2 separate regions of the Homo sapiens genome follow, and region 1 is linked to region 2. Evidence: read pairs that join two places in POLR2A ChIA-PET (ENCODE). Cell type or tissue: MCF 10A. All regions are shown on one strand. Each heading gives the region's core, and the rest is flanking DNA. Links, peaks and the distances in the headings are about the cores only.

Region 1 (5,343 bases), core at 1-5,000, 61 kb after region 2:
GTAGTCCCAGCTACTCATGAGGCTGAGGTGGGAAGATTGCTTGAGTTCAGGAGTTTGAGGCCAGCCTGGGCAACATGATGAGACCCTGAGCATGGTGGCTCATGCCTATAATCCCAGCACTTTGGGAGGCTGAGGCAGGAGGATTGCTTGAGTCCAGGAACTCGAGATCAGCCTCGGCGACATAGCAAGAACCTATCTCTAAAAATAAAATTAGCCAGGCAGGATGGCATATGTCTGTAGTCTCAGCTACTCAGGAGGCTGAGATGGAGGATCACTTGAGCCCAGCAGGTTGAGGCTGCAGTGAGCCATGATCACACCATTGCACTCCAGTCTGGGCAACGGAGCAAGACCCTGTCTCAAAAAGAAAATGCAAATGGTCATACAGAAAGGATGCTAATGCAAAGGCATAGCTGTTTAGAGCAGAGGTTCATAGCTGTTTTTGTGCCATGAATTTCCTTGGCAGCCTGGGGAAACTACAGACTCTCAGAATGATATTTTTATTTTTTATTTAATTAATTTTTTTTTGAGACAGGGTCTTGCTCTGTTGCCCAGGCTGGAGTGCAGTGGTACCATCATGGCTCACTGAGCCTTGACCTCCTGGGCTCAAGTGAACTTCTTGCCTCAGCCATGCAAGTAGCTTGGATTACAGGCATGCACCACTATACCTGGCTTATTTTACATTTTTTGTAGAGATGGGGGTCTTGCTATATTGCCCAGGCTGGTCTCAAATTCTTGGCCTCAAGCAAACCTCCTGCCTTAGCCTCCCAAAGTGCTAGGATTACAGGCATGAGCCACCACACCCTGCCTTATTTTATTTATATTTTTAGAGACAGGGTCTTGCTCAGACTGAAGTGTAGTGGTACAATCATAACTCACTACAACCTCGAACTCCTAGGCTCAAGGGGCCCTCCCACCTCAGCCTCCTGAGTAGCTGGGATGTGTGCCACCACACCCAGCTAATTTTTGTATTTTTTGTAGAGACAAGGTCTTACTGTGTTGCCCAGGCTGGTCTTGAACTCCTGACCTCAAGAAATACTCCTGCCTCAGCCTCACAGACTGCTGGGATTACAGGTGTGAGCCACTGTGCCCTGACCCTGCCTTGTTTTGACTGAACAATATATCTTGACTGTTTTCTCCAGATCATGAAGAAACATAAAGAACATCCTTACTCTTTTTTTTTTTTTGAGATGGAGTTTCACTGTTGTTGCCCAGGCTGGAGTGCAGTGGTACATTCTCGGCTCACTGCAACCTCTGCCTCCTGGGTTCAAGCGATTCTCCTGCCTCAGCCTCCTGAGTAGCTGGGATTACAGGAGCGTGCCACCACGCCTGGCTAATTTTTGTATTTTTTGAGTAGAGACAGGGTTTCACCATGTTGGCCAGGCTGGTCTCCAACTCCTGACCTCAGGCAATCCACCCGCCTTGGCCTCCCAAAGTGCTGGGATTACAGGCATGAGCCACCACCCCTGGCTCAGTCTTTTTTTTTTTTTTTTTTTTTTTTTGAGACAGTCTTGCTCTGTCGCCCAGGCTGGGGTGCAGTGGCACAATCTTGGATCACTGCAAGCTCCGCCTCCCGGGTTCACGCCATTCTCCTGCCTCAGCCTCCTGAGTAGCTGGGACTACAGGTGCCCACTACCACGCCCGGCTAATTTTTTTGTATTTTTTTAGTAGAGATGGGGTTTCACCGTGTTAACCAGGATGGTCTTGATCTCCTGACCTTGTGATCCGCCTGCCTCGGCCTCCCAAAGTTCTGGGATCACAGGCATGAGCCACGGCGCCCGGGCCTTAATTTATATGTAGATAGAGTAGGGAGGAAAGAATGAGAGAGAAAGAGAAAGACTAGCTTCTTGTCTGTGATATTAGTTCGAATATACAGTATTTTCCCTGTTTATTTGATGTCTTTTTACTTTTTGTTCATGGTGTTATAAATTTAACATGCAGAATATATTTTTAAATTTAGTGGCTTCTCAATTTTGAGTTGTAGCCACAGTCCTTTTCCAATCCGAGGTGTCCCAGATGATTTTCATGTACTACAGAGTTTGAGAACCATGCTCAGACATTGCCTTTCTCACTGGAATGTGAATTCCCCAAAGGCAGGGACAAGAACTAAGTCATCCATGTCCCCAGCAGCTCATAGTGTCTGGCATAGTGTAAAAATTTCAACGCCTGTAATCCCAGCACTTTGGGAGCTCGAGGCGGGAGGATCGCTTAAGCCCAGGAGTTCGAGACCAGCCTGGGCAACATGGCAAAACTCCATCTCTATTAAAAGAAAAAAAAGAAAAAAAATTTAAAAAGAAAGAAATGCTGGTTGAATAGATAAATTCCAATGGAGCCAAAACCGTCTCCCTCTCCTAATTGCTGTGAAGAATCCCCGGGTTTATCCTTCATCCCTGGACAGTGCTCTCTGGCTGTAGCTCGTGGTTATCTTCGTCTTTCTGTGTCTGGTTTTCTGTCAGGGCCAGACCTCTCCTGAGTCATCTATTGGCCTATCTATCTCAGGACATCAAGTACACAGTAGAGCAATAAATATTTGAGCCATGACTGTTGAAGGGAGGGGCCCCGACTCTTTCTCCAGAACCTCTTCCCTAAAGGGTTTTGCTTGTACCTTTCTCCTGGCTCTTGGTCTGTCCTTAAGTTTAAGTTATATGTGTTCCTGTCTCCTCACTCTCTCTTCATGCTCCCTTCTCAAATCCTTTGCAATGATGTTTCCTTTGTCTTGATCATCCCCCAGGATTTAGTCAGGATTTACCTCAAAGCTCACCTCCTTGGAGGCGTTTCTTGAACGCATAGGCCAATCTAACTCTCCAGCTGTTATTATATCACCTCGTTTTGTTTTCTTCCCAGAACATCATTATCTGAAATTATTTTGTTTATTTGCATATTTATTCATGGTCTGAGTTCCCACCTTCCTCAGGAATGTCAGCTCCTTGAAGTGTGGGACAAGGCTGTCTTGTTTCCTGTTGTATTCTTAGCCCCAGAAGGACTGGCATATAGTAAGTGCTTAATAAATATTTCCTGAATGAATGAATGAATGGTTGCCTGAGAGCCCCTCCAGGGAAGGATTTAGATCTAAATAATAATAATTTCCATTTATTGAGCTCTAAGGATGCACTAGACTCTGTAGCAAGTACATTTCACGATTATCTCTTTTAATCTGCATGGAAACCAGATGCAGTAGAGCTATTTTTATCCCCAGTTGTTGGATCAAACTGAAGCTTAGAAAATTTAGCTCACACAGCTAGCGCTAGACCACTGGTTCTCAAAGTGGGCTCCCTGAGCAGCCATGGCTTCTGAATCATCTGGGAACCTTTAGTAACGCAAATTCCTAGGCACCACCCCAGACTTACTAAGTGAGAAATTCTGGGGTGGGGCCTAGCAATCTGAATTTTAACAAACCCGCCAGCTGATTCTGATGTACCAAAGTGTGAAAAACCCTGTGTTAAAAGAAAGATGAGGTTAAATGTTTTTTTAAAAAACACAGCTTTATTGAGATAGAATTCACATCACCCACTCAAGTGTACAAGTCAATGATTTTTAGTATATTTACAGGGTTGTGCAAACATCACTGAAATAATTTGTAATTAATAGGTAAAAAAAAAAAAAAAAAAAAAGGAAACCTGGCCGGGCGTGGTAGTTCATGCCTGTAATCCCAGCACTTTGGGAGGCAGAGGCGGGCAGATCACTTGAGGTCAGGAGTTCGAGACCAGCCTGGCCAACGTGGTGAAACCCCCGTCTCTACTAAAAAATACAAAAAATAGCCGGGTGTGGTGGCAGGCGCCTGTAATCCCAGCTACTTGGGAGGCTGAGGCAGGAGAATCACTTGAACCCGGGAGGCAGAGGTCACTAAAAATACAAAAATTAGCTAGGTGTGGTGGCACACGCCTGTGGGAGGTAGAGGTTGCTGTAAGCTGAGATCGCGCCATTGCACTCCAGCCTGGGTGGTGACATAGCGAGACTCTGTCTCAAAAAAAAAAAAAAAAAAAAAAAAAAAAAAAAAAAGAAGAAGGCCGGGCGCGGTGGCTCACGCCTGTAATCCCAGCACTTTGGGAGGCTGAGGCAGGCAGATCACGAGGTCAGGAGATCAAGACCATCCTGGCTAACACGGTGAAACCCCGTCTCTACTAAAAATACAAAAAAATTAGCCAGGCGTGGTGGCAGGCACCTGTAGTCCCAGCTACTGGGGAGGCTGAGGCAGGAAAATGGCGTGAACCCGGGAGGCGGAGCTTGCAGTGAGGCGAGATCGTGCCACTGCACTCCAGCCTGAGTGACAGAGCAATGCTCTGTCTCAAAAAAAAAAAAAAGAAAGAAAAGAAAAAGAAAAGGCTGGGTGCGGTGGCTCCTGCCTGTAATCCTAGAACTTTGGGATGCCCAGCCGGGTGGGTCATGAGGTCAGGAGATCGAGACCATCCTGGCTAACACGGTGAAACCCCGTCTCTACTAAAAATACAAAAAATTAGCCGGGCGTGGTGGCGGGCGCCTGTAGTCCCAGCTGCTCTAGAGGCTGAGGCAGGAGAATGGCGGGAACCTGGGGGGCGGAGCTTGCAGTGAGCGGAGATGGTGCCACTGCACTCCAGCCTGGGCGACAGAGCGAGACTCCGTTTCAAAAAGAAAAGAAAAAAAAAAAAAAGAAAAGAAAACCCTGAAAGAAACCCTGTACTAATTAGCAGCCACTCCCCATTCCCCTCCCATCCCCTACTCCCAGCCCGAAGCAACCACTAACCCATTTTGTCTTTTTTTTTTTTTTTTTTTTTTTGGAGGCGGAGTCTCGCTCTGTCGCCCAAGGCTGGAGTGTAGTGGTGCGATCTCGGCTCACTGCAAGCTCCGCCTCCCGGGTTCACGCCATTCTCCTGCCTCAGCCTCCCGAGTAGCTGGGACTACAGGCGCCCGCCACCACGCCCGGCTAATTTTTTGTATTTTTAGTAGAGACCGGGTTTCACCGTGTTAGCCAGGATGGTCTCGATCTTCTGACCTCGTGATCCGCCCACCTCAGCCTCCCAAAGTGCTGAGATTACAGGCGTGAGCCACCGCGCCCGGCCCTACTTTGTCTTTATATAGATTTGCCTATTCTAGACATTTCATATAAGTGGAATCATACAATATGTATATGATTCCTGTGACTGGCTTTGTCTACTTTCTGTACTGTTTGCAAGGTTCCTCCATGTGGTAGTATGGATCCTTTTTGATAAATAATATGCCATGTATGGATAGGCACATTTAAAAAATCGATTTATAAATTGAACATTCATGTGTTTCTACCTTTTGGCTATTACGAATAATCCTATGGATATTCACATACAAGTTTTTGTGTAGACATATTTTTCATTTCTTTTGGATATGTATGTGTAT
Region 2 (5,367 bases), core at 76-5,075:
TGGGAGAAGTCATTTGCCCTTTTGGGGCTAGAATGTTCTAATATGTAACATGGATATGTTTAGAACAAAAAAAATATATAAAAATTAGTTGGGCGTGGTGGTGCATACCTGTAGTCCCAGCTATTCCGGAGGCTGAGGTGGGAGATCACTTGTCCTGGAGGTCAAGGCTGCAGTAAGCCCACATTGCACCACTGCACACCAGCCTGGATGACAGAGTGAGAACCTGTCAAAAGAAAAAAAGAAAAAAATTCCAATGCCCAAGCCACGTCCCAAGAAATTCTTATTCCTTGGTCTCCAGAAGATTCTAATATGCAGCCCATGTGTCGAACTGCTGGGGTACTACCTCCCTGATAGTAGCATTAATGAAAATGATAGCTGACATCCATTTAGCACTTACTGGGTGTTGGGCACCGGGCTAAACATTTCATCTTCTTCACAACGCAATGAGGCAGGTGCTGTTATCTCCATTTTGCAGATTTGTTTGGAAAAGTTAAATGACTTGCCAACCACACTAGAGGGTGATACAAAATCAAAAGCACTTTTCAAATGGCTATTTTAATATTGTTATAATTGCAGATGAAGCCGAGGAGTGGCCGGGGCGCCCCCAAAGCCATCCCCCAGCACCCCCAGTCCAGGCCCCCTCGACGTCACGCCGGGGCCTCATTCGAGTCACCACGCAGCGAGCCCTGGGCCAGCCTCCCCCTCCGGAGCCCACCGCCAGCTCCATGGCTTCAGCCCCAGCCTCCAGCCCCCCAGCCAACGCCACTGCACCCCCGCTACGCTGGGGCCCCCTTCGGCGGGTCCTGAGCTTCTCCTGGGAGCTGCACGTCTACGGGGTGGGGGTACTCTTTCTGCTGCCCGCGTTGTTGGCGCTGGCTGCGCTGGCAGCCGCCCCAGCAGGGCCCCGGCTGGCATTGGTGGCCGCGGTGCTGGTGCTCGTGGCTTCGGCGCTGCGATCCGCCTACATGCTTACCGACCCTTACGGCTCGCAGGCGCGGCTGGGCGTTCGCGGGGGCCTGGTGCTCTACAACCTGCCCTTCCCCTTGCTGCTTACGGCGCTGGCAGCCCTGACTCTGCTCGGCCTGGGCGCGGGGCTGCCGCCACCGCTGCAAAACCCACTCCTGCTGGGAGCAGTGGCGCTGGTGCATGGTGTAGGGTTGCTCGCGACAGACCTGCTGTCCACATGGTCTGTGCTCAACCTCCTGACGCAGGGCTTGTCGTGCGCCTGGGGCGCGGCCGTGGCTCTGGGCACGCTCTGCCTGTGCCGTCGCCGCCTGCTGGACGGCCCACGGGGCTGGGATGCCAGCCCGGGCCCTCGGCTGTTGGCTGTGGCGGGCGCGCTGGGGCTGCTGGCTAGCGGCTTGCAGCTGGCGGCTGCGCTCTGGCTGTACCCGGGCCCAGGCCGCGTGGGCCGCTTCTCGTGGGCCTGGTGGGGTGTCCACTTCTGGCTGCGCCTCCTGGAGCTGACATGGGCGCTCGCCCTGGCGTTGGCCGCGGTGGCTGCCGCGAGACCCAGGCCGCCCACGGAGCACGCTTGCTGGGCTAAGCTGATGCGTCTGGCGTGCCCGGCGCCGTCAGGAAAGAGCGAGGTGCCGGAGCGACCCAATAACTGCTATGCAGGGCCCAGCAACGTTGGTGCAGGCAGCTTGGACATCAGCAAGAGCCTCATCCGCAACCCGGCGGAGAGTGGGCAGCTGGCCACGCCCAGTTCAGGCGCCTGGGGCTCGGCTGCGTCGTTGGGTCGCGGACCCCAGGGTGGCCCGGGACTGTCCCGCAACGGTGTGGGACCGGCGCCATCGCTGAGCGAGCTGGATCTGCGGCCGCCATCGCCCATCAACCTGAGCCGCAGCATCGACGCCGCGCTCTTCCGCGAGCACCTAGTGCGAGACAGTGTGTTCCAGCGCTGCGGCCTCCGCGGCCTGGCCTCCCCGCCGCCTGGAGGCGCTCTGCGGCCGCGCCGGGGCAGCCATCCCAAAGCCGAGCTCGACGACGCTGGCTCCTCGCTCCTCCGCGGCCGCTGCAGGTCGCTCAGCGACGTGCGCGTGCGCGGGCCGGTCCCACAGCACGTAGTGGAAGCACCCGACGGGGCAGCCGCTGCGGCTTCTGGCAGCTCCCTCGACAGCTTCTCCAGGGGTTCACTCAAGATCAGTTGGAACCCCTGGCGCCACGGGCTGTCATCAGTGGACAGTCTGCCCCTAGATGAGTTGCCCAGCACGGTACAGCTACTGCCTGCCCCGACCCCAGCCCCTGATTCTACCGCCGCTCGGCAGGGGGACGGCCAGGGAGAGGTCCAGCCGCGCGGCAAGCCTGGGGAATCCCGCAGCGCCTCCAGTGATACCATCGAGCTTTGAAGAGCGGTCCTGACGCAGGGCCAGGACCCTGCCCGATGCCCACATGGCATGGCCTACTGGGACAGTTGAGCCTTTAAAAAATGGGCATCCTGGCCAGGCGCGGTGGCTCACGCCAGGAATCCCAGCACTTTGGGAGGCCGAGGTGGGTGGAACACGAGGTCAGGAGTTCGAGATCAGCCTCCTGGTCTCGAACATAGCGAAACCCTCGTCTCTACTAAAAATACAAAAAAATTAGCCAGGTGGCACACGCCTGTAGTCCCAGCTACTCGGGAGGCTGAGGCGGGAGAATTGCTTGAACAGGGAGGCAGAGGTTGCAGTGAGCCGAGACCACGCCATTGCACTCCAGCCTGGGTGACAAGAGTGAGACTCCGTCTCAAAAAAAAAAAAAAAAAAAAAAAAAAAAAAGGCATCCCCAGGCCTCTCTACCTGACGGCAACCCCCGGGGGACAGCCAGGTTTGAACTCACCCCACCCCCATGCCGTTTTTTGCTTTTAATATTTCTATTTTTTTTTCAGCCGGCATTTTGCACAGAGGCCGTGTCTTATGCGGAATACAGGGTGGGTGTGCATGGATTCGGGCATGAAGAACAGGGAGCAGGTGCCCCAGACTCCCCAACGTGGAGTGATGAGCCTCGCTTGTCTAGATTGTCCTCTTTGTGCCAAAGAAATAAACCCTTAGGACTTGGCTCATGCTTCCCTCTGGCCATGCCAGGATCCTGTACTCATAGGAGGAAGGAGAGACTGGAGGCCCTGCCTCCCAGTCATTCTAAGTCCTGTGTATTGGACGGAGAGCAGGACTCCGAGGAAAGGTTGCTTGAGGCTTGGAGGCTCTGGTCATAATGGCGACCACACTTTTATTGAATATCTGTTGTGTACTGTCCAGGTCTTCACATTTGTCACCTCATTTAATTCTCATGTTAAGCCTGAGTGGAAAGCATTATGAAGCCCATTTGAGGAAAGAGAAGAGTGAAGTTCAGAGGCAAAAGTCATCTGTCCAGGGTCCTTTGCCAAATGACAGCTGGCATGGAACCCTCCTAAGGCTGATTCCTCTATCCTCCTTCTCCTAACAGCACTTCAGGGGCAACCTTCTCCTCTATCTTTTCTCCACTCACCATCAAAGAAGCCCTCAATTTCCCAGGATTCTAGGACATTTCCCTAAGGTGGGGGTGGTGGGACAGGTAGTAAGACTGATGCCTTTTAACTTTCCAAGACCTTTCTTTATTTCCTGAGATGAATAAATAAGTGGCAATGGGGTGTGGGGATGTGGTGAACACAGAACAGGAACTGGCAGCATGCAGCTGGCAGGAGGGAGCTGTGATGGCCCCACCCCTGTGAGGACCACCTAATCCTAAGCAGGGGCCAAAGCTCTAGCAGCCACCATTAAGGAAAAACTTTTGAAATTCACACATTGTGAAGCCTGCCAGTCCCCGCCAGGTGAAGAGCTCATGGTATCCACCTTCAGGGCTACTTTTTACCCCAGGGGCCTTGTCTGCCCGGGCCTGGGTACCTGGGCTGCTCTGTAAGGCAGGTAGGGGTGCTTACCCCACTCTCAAAAATAAACCAAGCTGTCCTGAGTGTCCAGCAGGAGGGCAGCCCAAGCTCTGGGGGCAGCGTGGGTGGGAGGAGGTCCTACAGGTGGTGGCCGCGATTATCTGCCCTTGATGAAGCCCTCCAGCACACGGTCACTGCGCTCTGACAACCAGTAGCCAGTCATGGCCGCCACAGCCCCAATGAAGATGGCGGTGAACACCAAGTCGCCCTTAGCAGCCAGCGTGGCCAGTGCACAGATGATGATGCCAAAGAACATCTGCTGCAGCACCACCAACTCGTCTTCTGTCATCTCTGAGAAGAAGCCTGCTGACTCTGCAGAGGAGCAAGAGATGCAGCCTGGCACTCGTATCCCTGTTCCTGGTAGTTCTTGGAGTCTCCCCAGAACTCCCACACACCTGATCATCATGGCCACCAGGCCTGCCCAGCAAGCCAGGCACACTACATTTACTGCTCAAAACCACCCTGCAAGGGGCAGTTACCATCCCTGTCTCACTAAATGGGAAAGTGAGGCTCAGAGAGGTAAAGGGGTTGGACTTGCCAAGGCCATGTGGTGGACAAGTTGGGGGCAGAGCATTTATTACGTGTATGAGTCTCGTTCCACGGTCAGACTGTCTGGATTGGGATCCCAGCTTTGCGACTTGCTTGCCATATAGCCCTGGGAAAGTAGCTTCATCTCTCTGCATCTTCATTTTTACATATGTAGAGTGGGGATGAGAACCCAACTTCCAGCGTCGGGTTGTTTCAGGGGTTAAATCAGTTAAGATGGGGAATGCACCTAGAACAGCATCTGACACAGTAATTGCTGGGGAAATGGTCCCTGCCATCATCGTTGTGATTACCCTGCATCTCACCACACCCCCGGCCTAGGACAGCTCTCAGCAGGCCAGGGCAAACACTGGTCCCATTGGATAGATGAGGAAACAGGTTAAGGAGGCAGACTGATTTGATGCCAGGTCTGATTCCCTTTGTACCCTGGAAGGTATAAGGCTGCTGAGAGCCAACCTGGAGATCAGATGTAGAGCCCGGTCTCAGTGCAGCCTCCAGGGGGCTGGGTGGCAGTAGGGATGGGGCAGGGCCTGGAGCTGCCACTGCTACCTGGGGAAGGGGCTTGCCTGCCTTCTCTTTGAATGAGGACCTCCCCTCTCCCGCCCCAGGGCTCACCTGGGATCTGCTCCTTCACACAGATGCCTTCCATCTGCTTGTAGCCCTCGGCACAGATGCAGCGATAACCGCCCTCGGTGTTTTCACACTGCTTGTTCTCTCCCGGACACACCTCTGTCTCACACTCATCCACATCTTGAGGGGAGGGAGGGGTCAGAGTCCTGCTAGGGCCCCCCACCCAGCACCCTGACTCCATCTTGTCCATCTCTCAACACTCCCCTCTGCCCTTGCCCAGGCAACATTCCACCCTTCCTTCCCCCACCTGCCCATATTCCAGCCTCTTCACCATTCATGCTGGGTGAGGC

The links. ChIA-PET counts read pairs that join two places held together with the same protein. Peaks named below come from ENCODE experiments on the same cell type or tissue, not always from the same donor. Only the 100,000 strongest peaks of a DNase experiment are listed, where the experiment ranks them.
Region 1: POLR2A ChIA-PET joins it to region 2 with 12 read pairs; 30 of 35 experiments call an interaction of 5 or more read pairs at or near these places.

What each region holds. Positions count from the first base shown.
Region 1 is chr3:9,881,822-9,887,164 of GRCh38, reverse strand. No RefSeq gene overlaps it. Among named protein-coding and RNA genes, the nearest start is that of CIDEC, 4.2 kb to the right of the region's middle. In MCF 10A, for the core only: no CTCF peak of the experiment used is centred there; a DNase peak (open chromatin) is centred at 2,514.
Region 2 is chr3:9,943,211-9,948,577 of GRCh38, reverse strand. It overlaps CRELD1 (CRELD disulfide isomerase 1), which reads right to left. Exons shown (of 11, transcript NM_001077415.3): 10 at 5,063-5,197; 11 at 3,172-4,213. The coding sequence ends at 3,999. PRRT3 (proline rich transmembrane protein 3) reads left to right here. Exons shown (of 4, transcript NM_207351.5): 4 at 577-3,036. The coding sequence ends at 2,351. PRRT3-AS1 (PRRT3 antisense RNA 1) reads right to left here and starts at 1,174. Exons shown (of 4, transcript NR_046734.1): 1 at 974-1,174; 2 at 398-511; 3 at 109-223. RefSeq lists enhancers at 920-1,581, 2,244-2,906. In MCF 10A, for the core only: CTCF peaks have their summits at 1,274 (motif pointing left) and 1,925; DNase peaks (open chromatin) are centred at 1,237 and 1,967.